Linked DNA regions of Mus musculus: regions 2 and 3 are each linked to region 1. Evidence: chromatin loops called from intact Hi-C (ENCODE). Cell type or tissue: heart. All regions are shown on one strand.

The links. Peaks named below come from ENCODE experiments on the same cell type or tissue, not always from the same donor. Only the 100,000 strongest peaks of a DNase experiment are listed, where the experiment ranks them.
Region 2: a loop joins it to region 1, with 8 times the contacts of the local background. A loop is called at or near these places in 23 of 42 quality-filtered maps.
Region 3: it touches region 1 in a loop (3-fold over the local background); 25 of 42 quality-filtered maps call a loop at or near these places.

What each region holds. Positions count from the first base shown.
Region 1 is chr7:44,261,461-44,263,960 of GRCm38, reverse strand. It overlaps Gm15517 (predicted gene 15517), which reads right to left. Exons shown (of 3, transcript NM_001384596.1): 1 at 2,427-2,500; 2 at 2,290-2,349; 3 at 2,070-2,172. The coding sequence starts at 2,441. The coding sequence ends at 2,161. Among named protein-coding and RNA genes, the nearest start is that of Gm15517, 1.3 kb to the right of the region's middle. In heart, a CTCF peak has its summit at 1,058 (motif pointing right); a DNase peak (open chromatin) is centred at 1,000; H3K4me3 peaks cover 702 bases; H3K27me3 peaks cover 1,940 bases.
Region 2 is chr7:44,484,295-44,486,794 of GRCm38, reverse strand. 5430431A17Rik (RIKEN cDNA 5430431A17 gene) reads right to left here and starts at 2,278. Exons shown (of 2, transcript NR_131001.1): 1 at 1,808-2,278; 2 at 1,382-1,705. In heart, no CTCF peak of the experiment used is centred here; a DNase peak (open chromatin) is centred at 1,484; H3K4me3 peaks cover 217 bases; H3K27ac peaks cover 301 bases.
Region 3 is chr7:44,316,926-44,319,425 of GRCm38, reverse strand. It overlaps Shank1 (SH3 and multiple ankyrin repeat domains 1), which reads right to left. Exons shown (of 25, transcript NM_001034115.1): 7 at 182-349. Among named protein-coding and RNA genes, the nearest start is that of Shank1, 7.9 kb to the right of the region's middle. In heart, a CTCF peak has its summit at 1,329 (motif pointing right); no DNase peak of the experiment used is centred here; H3K27me3 peaks cover 1,522 bases.

The sequences.
Region 1 (2,500 bases):
CGATTAACTAAATTATAATCTTTAAAGCACATACTATAATCCTGGCATATAACAGGTATTTACTAGCCGGGTAGTGGTGGCGCATGCCTTTAATCCCAGCACTTGGGAGGCAGAGGCAGGTGGATTTCTGAGTTCGAGGCCAGCCTGGTCTACAGAGTGAGTTCCAGAACAGCCAGGGCTACACAGGGAAACACTGCCTCGAAAAACAAAAACAAGTATTTACTTTTAAAAATAAGCATAGTGATAATAATAATAAAAAAAAAATCCCATCTTTGTCTGAGTGAAGGTCTGTGAAAGAATTTCCCGGGCAGCAGAGCTACCCATTCGAAGCGCTCAGCTTCCTCACAAAAAGGAGCCGCCTCAGAACCCCAGCTGCCCATTCATAGCACCCTGGGGAACGTTCAGAGCAGAATCGATGCTCCGTCCCACCCCAAGCCCAGTGGTGGGAATTGACAAAGCCCTCAGTGGCTCTCCACAGCGCCGGCCCGAGACACATCCATCTCCGCTGGACTGCGGTTGAGAAAATGCCAAGTTGATAGCTCCCTGAGGACTCAGAAACCACATAAATGGTCAAGCCCTGGGGGAAGGAGGGATGTGGAGGGCGCAAAGGTTGACTTGGTTCCGCGGTTGAAAAACCGCTGACAGCCAAGCCCACCTGGAGAGTGAAGAGACGGGGTGAGGCAGGAAGGTTTGCTCCGGAAGCTTTCAATGGAGGACTCGCAGACTAGGGGTTGCAAAGGGCTCCTCAGCCCGCTCGGAGTGTGTGGCACAGCAGGTGAAAAGCCGTTAGGGTGCGGCTGCTCAGCCGTTTTTTTGAGTTACGGGGCTAAGGGTATAGCAGAAGGGCCTGGTGTGAGCCATGTGGGTAGGGAGGTGCAGGGAGGGAGAGGCCACTCTATTTACAGGAGGAGGTGGATGCTTGGGAAATACCTGGTTGAGAGCTCAGGCAGGAGTCTCAGTCTCCTGCCAATTAAAATCTAGGAAAATAGTCTGACACCGCCACCATGCGGCCATTTCTGGTTTTGCGTACAAGGAGTCCTTGCATTTGAGGACAAAGGGTGCTGTTACTGGCTCTGATCAACAGAGGGCGCGACCGCTAGTTCGTCTTGGTCTCAGTTTGCTTGTAACCCACTAAAATTGCGCGGATCTGAACTAAACGGATTTACAAATCTGTTCGTGATTGGAAATTTCTAGTCCTTTTCCCGAAGACCCAGAGCATACAAATGATTTTTCTTTTTTCACTTTGGGGAGGTTGGAGGAGGCAGGAAGGTTGGCGTGTGCTAACAGATCTCCTCTATTTTGGGGTTCTGGACACTTCTATTGGAAAGGGATTTGATGGCAGGTGATCACAGTTGAATAGGAGTTTGCTAAGACAAGAAAAAAATAAAAGGAAGAAATATTATCATTTTTTAAGATAACCAGGGAAGGAATTATATCCAGACTCTTTACACACAGTCGCAACATCTGCCCACACCTTTGATCTCTGGCAATCCTTAGTGTGGCCTTTCTTTAAACAGATTTTCACCTTTGCTGGGTAGGAGTGCTCAGAGAGACAGGTCTGAAGTCCTGAGCAAGCTGTTTAGTGCCAGATGGAGAATTGGGCCCTGGAAGTTCTTTTCTGTGCCCTGGCACTCACAGCTGAAATGCCCCTTAAATACTCATGTGACCTAAAGATTCCTACGCATTCTTCAAAACCCACTTCTCCCTCAGACCTAGGGGTCCAAGCTCCAGCACTCCTCCCACAGACATAGGACTCTAAGCCCAACCTCCTCCCACAGATGCAAGAGATCCAAGGCCCAGCCTCCTTCCACAGACTTGGAGGTCCAGGGCCCAGCCTCTTCCCACAGATTTTGAGATCCAGGACCCAGTCTCCTTTCTCAGACCCAGAGGTCCAGGACCCAGCTTCCTCCCTCAGATTCAGAGGTCCAGGGCCCAGCCTCCTCCCATAGACTTGGAGGGACAGGTCCCTAGCCTCCTCCCTGAGATCTAGGGACCAGGTCTCTCCTTTTCATCTTCCTGCTGAGATCCATGGTTGTGGGGAGCAGGGCTTAGGGAGCAGGGAGCCTTGGTCTGGTGCTGTTACATTTATTGGATCTCAGAGGCCAGCGCAATGGCAGAGCAGGCGGGGGCCAAGCTGGTGGAGTGGGGCGTCATGCCTTCTTACTGCTGAGCCTAGAGCAGAGATAGAAGTACAATGTAGACACGTGGCAGCTCAGGATAGTAAAAGCTCCAGGGCCAAATGAAGAGAGACAGGAGAGACAGAGCCCTCTCATCCCGCCTCCCCCTCACCTTGTTGAAGAAGTAGATGGAGGCTAGGATGGTGAACACGGCCATGGCCAAGGTCACATTCTGGGGGAGGAGGTCAGGAGTCAGCTCCCTCCCCTCCCTCCCCCCACCTCTGCCCCAGCCCCTTCACCTGTCCTCACTTCCTGCAAGTTCATAGCCATGGGTCCTAGCCGCACAGCACTTGGCCTCCCTCACCCAGACCTCGGAGTCAGAC
Region 2 (2,500 bases), 220 kb before region 1:
CGCTTCCTCCTGGACCTCAGTGTGGCTTCTCCCTGGCCTTCCCACCCATGGCTTCTTCACCTACTGTCCATCACATCTTGGGCTGACAATAGCTGAACTCATTGCTGCCCCTCATGGCTTCTAGGACCTACAGAACAAAGTCCCAGCCCGCCTTGTCCTGGCCTGGCATTTGATACCCATAATTAGTGCACCAGGCACCCCCCTCCCCCATCCTTCTGTCACAGCTACTTTGTCTACCTACTTGGTTCCAGCTTAACCCTTGGTCCTCTCCTGGACCCTCCCCAGCTTGTGGCCTTAGGCATAAGATGAAGGTAGATCAGGGGTTGGGCTATCCCTCATTCCTTACCCCATGCATAGATACCCTTCTCTGTTCCCCAGAAAGGGTCCTCTTCCTGGCTTCTAGCCTCAGGCTGGCATTTAGCCTGTCCTTAGCTGCTTTAATATTGTATGGGACTCTGCTGCCCATTGTAGCTCCTGAAATTCTGGAAGCTTCTTACCCTTAGGGGAACATTCTGATGAGAACAGGGGCCATTCTTGGGCTTCTAGCTATCCCCCACTCTTCTGGCTAGTTTTATGTCAGTTTGACACAAGCTAGAGACATCTGAAAGCAGGGAACCTCAACTGAGAAAAGCCAGCAGCATTTTTATTTTCGAGACAGGGTTTCTCTGTATTTCTGGCTGTCCTGGAACTCACTCTATAAACCAGGCTGGCGTCCAATTCAGAAATCCTCCTGCCTCTGCTTCCCAAGTGTGGGGATTAAAGCCTGCATTACCACCTTCAGCTGCATTTTCTTAATTAATGATTGATGTGGGCTAGGCTGGTGGTCCTGGGTTCTGTAAGAGCAGGCTGAGCAAGCCATGGCGAGCACACCAGTCAGCAGGGCCCGCCATGCCCTCTGCATCAGCGCCTGCCTCCAGGTCCCTGCCCTGTTTAGTTCCTGTCCTGACTTCATTCAGTAGTTGACTACAAAGCTGAAGTGTAAGCTGAGTAAACCCTTTCCTCCTCAACTTGCTTTTGGTCATGGGGTTTCATCACGGTGATAGAAACCCTAATTGTGGCATGCACCCACCTTCCGTTTTTTTTTTTTTTTTTTTTTTTTTTTTGCAGAAATTTGCATAATCAAAGACCTGTTTTCCATTCTATCCCCTGGTCCACCTGGGTCCTCTCCCTGGAATGTAGACATTCATTCATTGAGTGACTCAGTGTGAATGAGATGCAGAGGTGTTAGACCATTGTCAGAATCTGATTGAAGCCAGGCCTGATTGCACAGACTTGTAACTCCAGCACTGGGAAGAGGCAGCAGGAGGATCAGGTTCAAGGTCAACCTGGGCGGAATGAGGAGGCCCTGTCTCAGGCACTTGCTGTGAAGGTTACTGTGTTAGGAGTAAACATGTTTATTTCTACAGAATTTTCCATACCCACCCACCACTCCTCCATTCTTTGAACAGTTTGCAGTGCCTAGTATAGCTGGGTTGCAGTTCCACTCCATGCCAGCAGGTGGTGACAGAGTCCCATTAGCTCCTTTCCAAACACACAGATGGCAGATGCTGGGCAGTGTTGGTCCTCCAAGGCAGGTGAGTCCTAAGAAGCCTCTGTCCTAGCAGCTGCAGGTTTTCAGTGTCCTGCAGGTGTACAGATGTTTTCATCTGGAAAACTGAAGTCAGCCGAGGTCTTTCATTGCTGATGCCTGAAGAAGATGGGGCACCTGGCAGGGGACAGAGCAGCCTCATCAGCCTTCATCAATCTCACAAGAGTCCCAGAGCCCATCGCTGGCCAGCCCAGGATTGCACACAGTTCTGGCTCTTACCCGCTGTGTCTGGGGCAGCACTCTTCCTTCTCTCCGAGCTGATCTTTTGCTTCCTGCTTCCAGGCCTCATTCCTCCAGCCAGTGTCCAGGGCAAACAGAAAAAAAAAAAAAAAAAAAAGAGTGTCACAAAGCCTGAGCCACACCTGGACTCAGTCTTAGCCATGCTTCCGGTGATCAACCTACTGCCATGACTTTCTGTGGCTGCTGGTGACCCACCTCCCTCTCAGGGCCTGAGGACCTCACAGCACCAAGGCAGGGGGCTGGGGAGAGCAGGAGAGGAACCCATTTAGAGGCTCTCAGCATTGAGAACTGGGGAGGGAGGGGAGGGAAGGAGGGTGCGGAGGAGAAAGGCAAAGAAGTTGAGAAGAAGAAGGAGAGAGGTCAAAGGCCAGAGGATGGAAGAAAGACAGGAAGAGAAATAAATGGGAGACAGGTTTGTTGATGAAGTATTTGTTATGTAAGCAGCAAGATCCGAGTTTGAGTCCCAGTACCCACACTACAGCCTGCACAGTGGCAGGTGCCTGTACCCACACTACAGCCCACACAGTGACACTGCCTGTACCCACACTACAGCCCTCACAGTGGCAGGTACCTGTACCTACACTACAGCCCACACAGTGACACTGTCTGTACCCACACTACAGCCCTCACAGTGACAGTGCCTCTACCCACACTACAGCTCACACAGTGGCA
Region 3 (2,500 bases), 55 kb before region 1:
CAAGCAACCAACCTCATCCATTTATCTATTCCTGGAGTTCTTTCTGCCTTTTCCTCTTTGAGGAAATTCCACTCCCCTCTCTGTAAGGAAACCTGCCATCTCTTTGATATCCCATCCCTTTGGATGCTGCAGAGCCCAGGTATCCAAGCTCTCCCCAGTACTTGGGACTGAATCTGGATACCTGATGGATTTCCTGCCAGCCGTTCTCATCTGCAATGCCCAGCTGGGCCCTGTTGTACAGAAGTAGCTCGCAGCAGCGGGGGTCTCCCCCCACCATAGCTGTGTGGAACAGGGGGGTCAGCCCTCGTCGGTCCTTGTAGTTGGGGGAGCCCCCAAGGTCCAGAAGTGCCTAAGGAGGGACAGAGAACTCAGGAAGAAAGGTCAGATAGCAGCTCTAGTTTCAAGGGGCTGGTAGGGAGGTAAGCCTTGAATGACACATACAGGCTCATATCTGTCTCGTTTCTGCTTCAATGAGTGTGTGTGTGTGTGTGTGTGTGTGTGTGTGTGTGTGTGTGTACATGAGCAAGCGTGAACACCCATGAATGCACTCACATGTGAATGCTAGCACATAGGAATCAATGCTATGTGTCTTCTTGAATTGCTCTTCACTTTATTTTTTGAGAGAGCCTCTCAGTGAACCTAGAGCTCATGGATCCAGATAGAACAGCTGACTAGTGAGACCCGGGGTCCTCCTATCTCTGCCCCCTGGCACTGAGGTTACAGGCACCTGCCACCACGCTCTGCTTCTCTGCTTGGGTGCTGGAGGTTGAACTCAAGTTCTCATGCTTGCACAGACTCCACTGACTACGCCATCTCTCCAGCCCCTCTGGTAGTCCGTAGACTCTGAGCCAGGCTTTGCCCAATCTGCACTAGTCCTAGCCGTTAAGAACAATGAGAAGACAAGGCAGATGGCGTCACAGGACCCTCCCGCTCTGACATGCAGCTCAACCTTTCTCTAGTGGGTGACTCTCGATGAGCCACTGGAGGATGTCCACGACCAAAGGCGTCTTAATTCATGGCAGAGTTGTAGGGAAGACAGATGGAAGGATGGAGGTCTATGTGTTAAGAATGTCCCCAGTCAAGTGCAGGAGCGCTATATAGACACCCAGGGCAGAAGACTAGGAAAGGCAAGACTGGGGTGAACCCATGTCGAGCCAGCATCCTTCAGGGTGGGAGTTCTAGGGGAAAGAGAGGAAGGGTGCAGAGAGGGGAGGAATCTAAGCTTGTATAAGAACAAGTGTGACAGTTGTCCCTGTGCAGAGAGCCCATAGCAGCTCTGTGCAGCAGGATACTACAGTGAACTGTCCCCAGTGGTGTCATCCAACATGGTGGCCACAGGGGGGCGATGAGTACCTGGCTGGCTGTTGAGTCCAAGGAAGTTCGATTTTAATTTTATTCCATTCTAATTAATTTAAAACTAGACAGCCTGATGTGAGCAGTGGTTAAGGGGCTTGATAGCAAAGATCTGAAACCACGCAGACAAACAGACAGACAGACAAAAATGCAAACAATATCCATTGGTTCTGGCTATAAACAGCAATTGTTCGTGCCAAGTGTTTGTGAAAAGAGGAGTCATCAGTGAACCGGGGCGTCTGTGAATATGGGTGTGTCTCAGTCTTTGGAATCAGCCTATCCTAACCTATGCCTAAAGAGGGATCAGTTGACCTGACAGAGACAGAAGAAAAAAGAATATTTTAAAATAAGACTGTATGCAGGGGCTGGGGGTGGGGGTGGGTGGGTGGGGGGTGGACAGCTCAGTTAGTGAAGTGTTTGTCATGTAAACATAAAGGCCCCAGCTTGGTCTCAATAATCCATGTCAAAAAGTGGCACACGGTTGCAGTCTCAATGCTGGAGAGGCAGAGGCAGGTGGATCTCTGGGGCTTGCTGGCCAGCCAGACAAGCCTAATGGGGCAGCCCTGAGTACCAGTGAAAGCCCCATCTGGAGAAATACCGTGACTGGTTCCTGAGAATTGGTAGCTGGGGTTATCCTCTGGCTTCCACACTTGTACATGCCTGCTCATAGGTTCCACATGCATGTGCCTGTTATGTACACACATACACACACACACACACACACACACACACACTGCATACTAATTTGTTCTGTGCATTTTTCTGGGCACAAAGGGCTAATTTGTTTGGGAAAGCACCTTTTGTTTCTTTGATGGGAGAGTCTCATGATGCCATGATGCCACCGTTAACCTCAAACTCACTCTGTAGTGTGTGTGTGTGTGTATGTATGTGTGTGTCCAGATCTTGGCTATCAAGACCTTACACCCCTCACCCTCCTTCCTCTACCTCCCCAGTGCTGAGATGCCAGGCTTGTGCCTCCACATCTGGTTTTTGGAAGGTGTGCTTTGCATCTTAGGTGTGAGAAGGGTCTGGATTTGTCCGCGAGAGAATGTGTGTGTTGGGAGGTGAAGTGCTAGGCTAGGAAGGATGAAGGGAGGGGCGATTTTAAAGCTGTGCTTGGAGATGATCTCCCCAAGCAGCAGGGGCT